Regions from separate parts of the Homo sapiens genome. Here region 1 is linked to region 2. A link is a contact called in ENCODE Hi-C or POLR2A ChIA-PET data. All regions are on one chromosome and are shown on one strand. The core of a region is the stretch at or near the end of the contact, and the rest is flanking DNA. Distances in the headings are between cores, read along the strand shown.

Region 1 (4,375 bases), core at 1,460-3,959, 2.2 Mb before region 2:
TAGTTTTACTCCAGCAAAGGGGACACCCCCGTGGTTCACACTGCAATCCATGTTCCTTATTATGGAGATAGGGTCAAGAGGTGCCCCAGGAAAAACTTACCCTGTTTCATGGCGTGCTTCTCCTGAAGAGCTGGTTGGATTTTCTCCATCTGCTTGGTTAGAAAATCTATCTTCCTCTTGAAGAAGTCCTTGGCATCCTCAGCTGTCTACAAGATCAGAGGTGAATAAGGGGCTAAAAGGAGACTCCCTCTGGCCATGCTGCGCTCTAGAGCTTCCCCTGAATTTCCCTTCCCTGTTTAGAGGGGCATCCACATGCTCTCACTCACCTTCTCTACATAGTACCCAGTTCCCACATCGATGAGCACGTGTTCCACATCATGCAGCTTCCCAGGGACATACATCTGAGAAGCAAGAATTAAGGGAAAAACTAGCCAGCCCAGCATGAGCCATGATTCCGCCAGCCAGCCTGCTTGGCCTCCAAAGACCCTCTTTTTCCAAAAAGCTACAAGGCATAAGGACTGAATAATCTGGAGGCCTTAGAACAATACCTATAACTCCAAATGGAAAGAAGACAGAGAAGTTGGTTCTTTAAGGAGAAAATGATGTATGCTGGAACACCCTCTTGTCCTGCCTCATCCCATCTCTCACTCTCTAAGCAGTTCTTGCAATTCTTCCCATTAGCCCCTCCAGAAAGACTAGACATGTTTTCCTACTGTTGTAGAGTACTACAAGTAAAAAGCCAGCCTCATTTCCCTTAATGCCCTCAATCATGAAGTAGCTAATTCCTGACAAAGTCAATGTTTTGTTTGTTTTTTGCTTTCTGAGACAGAGTCTCGCTCTATCGCCCAGGTTGGAGTGCAATTGCCCGCTATCGGCTCACTGCAACCTCTGCCTCTCGGGTTAAAGCAATTCTCCTGTCTCAGTCGCCGGAGTAGCTGGGATTACAAGCATGTGCCACCACGCCTGGCTAATTTTTGTATATTTAGTAAAGACAGGGTTTCACCATGTTGGCCAGACCGATCTCTAACTCCTGACCTCAGGTGATCTGCCAGCCTTGGCCTCCCAAAGTGCTGGGATTACAGGCGTGAACCACTGTGCCTGGCTAATTTTTTTTTTTAAACCATTCCCTACTACACACTACTATTCCTGTGTTCCTTTTAGCCTGTCAGTTCTGAGACTACAGATTAAAGATGCCCTACTGCCATAACTTGCTCATTCAAATAAAACACTGAACAAGTGAACACAATCCAGGTTTCTTAGTGACAGTTTAGAAATGAGCCACAATTAAGCTGAAGTTGAAGATTAACAGAGCCAAGCTCCCTGTTTCTATATCCTCCTATTTTTGTCTATTGCCTGTATCTTCTAAGATATTAGCAAAGTGTAAACCACCAGCTTTATCTCCATATTAATGTTCTCAAACAGCAAAGGGAAATATTACATCTCAACTATACATACTCCTTGGTGTTCACAAGACATTAGCTGGATGTTGGTGTGAAGTCAGATAAAAGAGCTACAAAGTGTGTAATAAGAGTATTCTTGGCCGGGGGCAGTGGCTCACGCCTGTAATGTAATCCTAGCACTTTGGGAGGCCGAGGCAGGCGGATCACGAGGTCAGGAGTTCGAGACTAGCCTGGCCAATATGGTGAAACCCCCAACTCTACTATTAATACAAAAATTAGCCGGTCGTGGTGGCGCGTACCTAAAGTCCCAGCTACTCGGGAGACTGAGGCAGAAGAATCTCTTGAACTCGGGAGGCGGAGGTTGCAGTAAGCCAAGATCTCACCATTGCGCTCCAGCCTGGGCGACAGAGCGAAATTCCGTCTCAAAAAAGAAAGAAAAAAAAAAAGGGTATCCTCAAAATCATTGTGAGGAGAGGGTAATCTGAAGTAATCAAAACAATCCCCCTCCCCGCTTTTTGGGGGAGTGAAGGAGAAAGGGAGAAGGCAGCAGGTAGCCGTTCCTGTGGAAAGGATACAGAACTCGTCAGTGGGACGAGTAATTCTTTCCCTGTGAAAGCAATGAAGACAAACACCTGGGGAAGGTTAGCGGCTCCAACGTAAGACGTTAAAGAGAGTTCCAACAGGGCACAGCACCCACAGACAGTGTGAAAAGAACGGAAACAGGGGCAATAGGAGCAGAGGAATGTCCTGTACTTTTCAATTCTAGGCAGGCAACATGCAAAGGGTTCATGAAGCGGTATACGATATGTAATGGATTTTCTCGTTTCAGGTAAGAAAAACTGGGTTAGGAGGTGGGACGAGAGAAGCAGGTTCGCCACTTTAGGTTACCCTCACCCGCCTACCCCATACCCTCGTTGCTCTTGTTCAGCACGTTCAGACAGTCCTTGGCTTCCACATACTTGGTCTGTACCACTTTGAGCTGAGCAATGGACGTGGACAAGAACTCCACTTCCTACAGAGGACCGGGATAGCGGGTCAATGAGAGGACTAAGGGGAGAAAGGAGCGCGGCCGGGGAGGGGGCAGGTCCTGGGATCGGATAGAGGTTTCGCCTGGGAAAGGTAGGCTGCCAACTTGGAACCGGGCGCGAGAAGTACGCGTGGGCAAGGGGGATGTAGAGCAGGAAAGAGGTGCCTCTGGGGCCCGTCCCCACCTGGTCCAGCTGGTTCTTGAGCATTTCTAGCTGCGGCAGATTCAGCTCCGTGATGTTAATAGACTGCGCCATGTTGGGAAGGCCGACTTAACGAAGAGGAAGTCTCTCGGCGAGCAACGCTCTAGCCGTCCTCTGCGCGTCTCGGTGGCGCCGGGAGGCCTCGCTGCGCCAGACAGCTCTATGATCCTCCGTCCCGGAAGGGAAGGAGGGGCTTGAGCCTCTCAGAGACTGTTGTGTGAGTTCATTTCATAAAATGTCTTAAGCCTAGTATTGTAAAGTAGCAGCAAACAGGACTCCTGCCTACAAGGAACTGCAAAATCTTAAAGTTCTCACGACACAACCACGATATTACAAAGTAGTGTATGCTACTCCACGTGGGTGGTATAAGCTACTGGAAAGCAGGCTGGATTGCCATGGCGACGGCTCGGGGGCCTGGCCCTGCTCCTCTCCACCCCGCTTGCTATTGCTGCCTGCTGGTACCCCGCCAGGCCCGATTTCAAATGTTCCTCCCAGCACGGCATGGAAATGGCAGGGAAATTCTAAACTCTTTTTCCCAGATGGCCTCTGAGGCCGAAAGGCAGGAAAAAAAAAAAAATCCCTTGTCAGACCGTTCTGAATTGTCCTTGGAAAAAAACAGGCATTAGATTGAAAGCTTGTCGAAGGCAGGAACCAACCATGTTCTCATCACTGAACCAATTCTTCCCCTCTCGCTATAACCATCTTCCCCCAGCCGGAAGTAGGCTGACACGTAGTAGGATCTGAAAAAGGGTTTATCACCCGTTGCCAGTGAGGTGGTGGGAGAACAGCAAGGAAGCGCCATTGTCAACCAAGTACAGCACAAATTAATCAATAAAATATTTTGGCCGGGCATGGTGGCTCACGCCTGCAATCCCAGCACTTTGGGAGGCCGAGAAGGACAGATTGCTTGAGCCCAGGAGTTTGAGACCAGCTTGGGCAACACGGCGACACCCCGTCTCCACAAAAAATACAAAAATTAGCCGGGCTGGTGGCACACGCCTGTAGTCCCAGCTACATGGGAGGCTGAGGTGGGAGGATCGCTTGAGCTGGAGAGTTGAGGCTGCAGTAGGCTGTGATTGTGCACACTAGCAACAGAGCTAGACTCTGTCTCAAAAAAAAAAAGGTTTTACCATGTGCTGTATGTGAGGGATACGTGAGAGTGTAAGATACTTGCTTCCCTTGAGCTTAACAATTGGAGAGAAAAACCACACTAGAACTCCACAGATCCACAGACTCTACTGCTAAAGTTACACATTGGTAAGTGTAACAGGTGTACATGGGCAGACAGCAGTAGCCTTTAACATCTACTTAGGAGGCAGGCAGGGCAACTGAGGCATTAAAACTAGTGCCATGGCTGGGCGCGGTGGCTCACGCCTGTAATCCCAGCACTTTGGGAGGCTGAGGAGGGTGGATCACAAGGTCAGGAGTTCGAGACCAGCCTGGCCAATATGGTGAAACCCTGTCTCTACTAAAAATGCAAAAATTAGTGGGACGTGGCGGCATGTGCCTGTAGTTCCAGCTACTCAGGAGGCTGAGGCAGGAGAATCGCTTGAACCCAGCAGGCAGAGGTTGCAGTGAGCCGAGATTGCGCCACTGCACTCCAGCATGGGCAACAGAGCAAGACTCTGTCTCAAAAAAAAACAAAAACAAAAAACAAAACACTAGTGCCACTCCAAAGATACCTGCGGCAGGAAGACAGGACGGACGGATGGTACCTGGCCAAAACACTCTCAAAGGGTCTATCAC
Region 2 (4,168 bases), core at 1,534-4,033:
TGTACTAACATTGGTTTGGCTATCTTCTAGTTTGGTGGCATTAACCAATTGAGGTTAATGCATTGGGCACTGGGGCTGATGGTACCCTGATGAATTTCCATGACTGCTGGAACACTGGATGTGTAGGCATATGAGACACTTTTTTAGCATCCTCAACATGGGCATCAGGCTGGTTTTTTGTTACTCAGCCTACTGATTCTATAGAGTGGTCTAGGATAGTTTTCTCTTCCCTTTTGTCTTCTGTATGCACAGGAAGAATGGGATCATGAACCAAACCTTCTACACAACTGAATAGAAAGCTTATGATTAAAAATAGCTAACATTTACACAGCACTGACTGTTGTAAACATTTTCCAATATATCAGCTGTTTAATCTTCACAAAACCCAATGAGATAGACATCGTTATTCCTGGCTTGCAAATGAGGAAGCTAAGGCAGAAAACTTATGTCCCTTGCCCGGGGTCATGCCACTAGTAAGTAGAGGAAGTGGGGTTTATATTCAGGCAGTCTGGCTCCAGGATCAATGCTCTCGATCACTCCAGGATCCATGCTCTTGATCACTCATTATATTGCCTCTGAATTTCAGCAAAGAGAGATGACAAGTGCATGTTACCAAAAGATTGCTTTTTTCTGATCTACTGCTTTTTTATTTTGCAGTGTAGTGTCCTAGCTTCTTGGAGTCTCTGATGTCACCTAGGGGAGAGAACTGAAATTCTTAGCATGTTTTCCCAAGCCATCCAGCCTCTCACTTCTAAAGCTGAGATGGCTTGGTAGCTAGTGGATCTGGCTTCATAGTTTCTTGGTTGCAGTGAAAAATGTACCAGGTTTTGGAACCAGCCTAACGTGAGTTTAAATCCTGCTGTCCATCCATCTATCCAATAAATATCTATCATACTCTTAAATGTCAACTACTAGGCTTTGTACTGTGTGTTGAGGATACAGTAAACAAAACAATTCCTTGCTCTCACCGAATTTAGTCAAGTGAGACAAGACAAAAACAAATACGTGGATGCTAAGAAGAAATATAAGGCACAGGGATAGAAACTAAGGAGAAGCACCATTTTAGAAATATGGTTAGGCATTTGTGCCCGGGAGTTTGAGGCTGCTGTGAGCCGTGATTGCGCCACTGCACTCCAGCCTGGGTGACAGAGTGAAATCCTGTCTCTTAATGCAGGGAAAAAGAAATATGGTTAGGGAAGATCTCGGATATGGGGACATTCGAGCAGATATTATGTGAGGGAGTAAGTATGTGGCTAGCTGGTGGAAGCCAGACAAAAGGCCCTGAGGTAAGAGAATGATTGCCCAGTTGAAGGAGCTGCAATGAGGCCAGTGTATTCAAGCAGAGTATGGAAGGGGGAAAGTAGAAGCAAACAAGATGACAGAACAAAATGAGGGGGCGGGGTGGGGGTCGGGGGACAAGAGAATGCAGCTCGAGCTTGCCGAGCCTTATAGTTCAAGGGAAAGACAACAAAGAAGAAACCAAGGCTATGTGTCCTTGGCAAATCACATACAACTTTTGACTTCTTAATCTTGGTTTTCCCCTTTTTTTTCTTTTTCTTTTTCTTTTTTTTTTTGAGACGGAGTTTCGCTCTTGTTGACCGTGCTGGAGGGCAATGGTGCAGTCTTGGCTCACTGCAACCTCCGCCTCCCGGGTTCAAGCCATTCTCCTGGGTCGGCCTCCCGAGGAGCTGGGATTAAAGGCACGTGCTACCACCCTCGGCTAATTTTTGTATTTTTAGTAGAGACAGGGTTTCACCATGTTGGTCAGGCTGGTCTCGAACTCCTGACCTCATGACCCGCCCGCCTCGGCCTCCCAAAGTGCTGGGATTACAGGCATGAGCCACCGCGCCTGGCGCCCTTTCTTAAAAATAGGTTGCGGAAGGGCGCGGTGGCTCATGCGTATAATCCCAGCACTTTGGGAGGCCGAGGCGGGCGGATCGCCTGGGCCCAGGAGTGCAAGACCAGCCGGGGCAACATGGCGAAAACCCCTTTTCTATTTAAATAAATAAATTAGTTTGCAAAGTTGAGAAGATTTTTTTTTTTTTTTTTTTGAGACGGAGTCTCGCTCTTTCGCCCAGTCTGCAGTGCAGTGGCGCGATCTCGGCTCACTGCAAGCTCCGCCTCCCGGGTTCACGCCATTCTCCTGCCTCAGCCTCCCGAGTAGCTGGGACTACAGGCGCCCGCCACCACGCCCGGCTAATTTTTGTATTTTTTAGTAGAGACGGGGTTTCACCTTGTTAGCCAGGTTGGTCTCGATCTCCTGACCTCGTGATCCGCCCACCTCGGCCTCCCAAAGTGCTGGGATTACAGGCGTGAGCCACCGCGCCCGGCAGCAATTTTTTTTTTTTTAAAGAAAACACTCAAAGCACTCCCTCATATAAGTAGATAACTCAAGATATTGCTTGTATTCTTTATAACCTGCGCAGGCTGCAATAAGTCATATTGCTGAAGACTAAGACCCCATGAGCGAGGAGAAGGGGGGATCATGTTCCTAATGGCGTGTGGTCAGGACACGAAAGAAAAAGGGAGCTTTGGAGGAGAATTCGTTTATTTAAGATCTGTAGCTGAGTCTCCTCTCTTCCCCCATTAAAAGGTTGCAGCAGAGCTGCCGCCTCGGGAGCCGGTTTGCGCGCCGGCTTCGGCTTTGCAGCAGTTACCGCCTACAACTCCCGGCATGCTGCTGGGTGTGGGCCGGCCCGTAGACTCCATTTCCCAGCCAGCCCCGGGTCTCGGTCAGGACGTGCCGGCGCCTATAAGAGCCAGTGCGCTGCGGCCGGATCCTATTGTTAGCCGGAGCCGGGGCGGTTCTGGGCGTCTGCTGCCGGGGGCGCCCGAGTTGCCGGAGACGCCCGGCCCTCTCTGCCTGCCGGCTGGGCTGCCCACCGCCCTCCCTCCCCGCCCTGCCGCCCTGGGAGCTCCCCGGCCGTCGCCGCGGGGCCCGGGACTCGCTCGCTCCTCCCTCCTTCCCACCGGGCTAGGGCGGCGGCGGCAGCGGGGGCGGCAGAGACCATCACGGGAGGAGGCAGCTGCGGCGGGGCCGGTAATGGGCCTAGGGGTGCGGGGCGGAGGGTGCCGCCTCGTCCTTTCTCGGGATCGGCCCTCGGGCGGCCGTGGAGGAGTGGTCAAGCCCAGAGCCGTGCGGATGGAGGGGTCAGAAATGAGAGGCTCGGACGGGAGCGGTCGGGGGGCGGGGAGGTCGGGTGCCGTTGGGAAGGAACCGAGTCGGGAAGAGGCGTGGGAGCGAGGGGCACCGAGGACGCTGGCCCGGACTGCGGGGGCAGCTCGCGGGAGACCGATGGGCGGCTTGGAAGCCTGCAGGATTGCAGATGAGGATTGAGTTCGGAATGGAGTGGAGAATGATGTAGGATGGAGGAAAGTGAAGGAAGGGGAGGGGGAACAGAGGAAAATGTGGGAGGAGTGGTTGGGAATTTGTGAGTAGCAGGCAGGAAGGGATGCGGAAGGCTGGGTAGGGGCTGCAGAGGATTGGAATGAGCGGGAAGGTTAGCAGGAATCAGAGGGAAGTGGGCCGAGAGCTGAAGGGTTCGGCAGGAGTGTTCATTAAAAGGAACTGGTGACTTGACATGTCCCTTCGCTCCGGTTCCTGATGTCTCCCATATTTCTGGCGTCGTGTGGGAAAATGAAAGCATCAATTGCCCTGGTTGCTAGCTTGATCTTTTTTCATAGGCCCAATTACGCAGCCAACTGCCACCCGTCCCTTTTAGTGCTGTGGTCTTGATTCATCCTTTTAAAGGGGTTGAGAGTGGCAGTGTGACACACAAACTGTTCTTCAGAATGAAATGCTAGAAGTTATCCCCACAAGACAACACTGTCCCCTTGTCCTGCAGTTTTCAGTTCAAGGTAAATTCATAGTTCAGATTTTTTTCTTCACTGGCTTTCTGTCTTGCAAATCCACAAAGCCAGGATGTTGGTTGTGCCGGTGTTATAAATGACTGGATATCCTTGAGAGTTAATGCAGCATCATGTTCCAGTTCCCACAAAGATCTGTCTTCCACACGATGGTAGTTTAGGCATGGAAAATTCTAACCTTGTGTTAGTGAATGGGTAAAAATCGGGGAGTGGGGGTGGTGAGTGCACGGCTTTCTTTAAACACCTAACTTAAGCGGGGGGTTTTCACTTGGGTGCTTTGTAAGTTCATGATCCTGGTGAT

Evidence for each region. A loop is a pair of places that touch in the nucleus more often than their neighbours do. ChIA-PET counts read pairs that join two places held with the same protein, here RNA polymerase II (POLR2A). Pooled maps may share reads with other maps.
Region 1: a loop to region 2 is called in a pooled map, with 4 times the contacts of the local background. The contact joins the promoter of PFDN5 here to the promoter of CSRNP2 in region 2. A Hi-C loop is called at or near these places in 2 of 50 pooled maps. POLR2A ChIA-PET finds 5 or more read pairs at or near these places in 2 of 52 experiments (A673 and activated CD4-positive, alpha-beta T cell).

What each region holds. Positions count from the first base shown.
Region 1 is chr12:53,293,876-53,298,250 of GRCh38, reverse strand. PFDN5 (prefoldin subunit 5) reads right to left here and starts at 2,709. Exons shown (of 6, transcript NM_002624.4): 1 at 2,612-2,709; 2 at 2,310-2,412; 3 at 1,976-2,007; 4 at 327-401; 5 at 101-206. The coding sequence starts at 2,683. RefSeq lists enhancers at 1,802-3,001, 2,487-3,026.
Region 2 is chr12:51,082,211-51,086,378 of GRCh38, reverse strand. It overlaps CSRNP2 (cysteine and serine rich nuclear protein 2), which reads left to right and starts at 2,783. Exons shown (of 5, transcript NM_030809.3): 1 at 2,783-3,040. RefSeq lists an enhancer at 1,732-2,358 and a silencer at 2,732-3,221.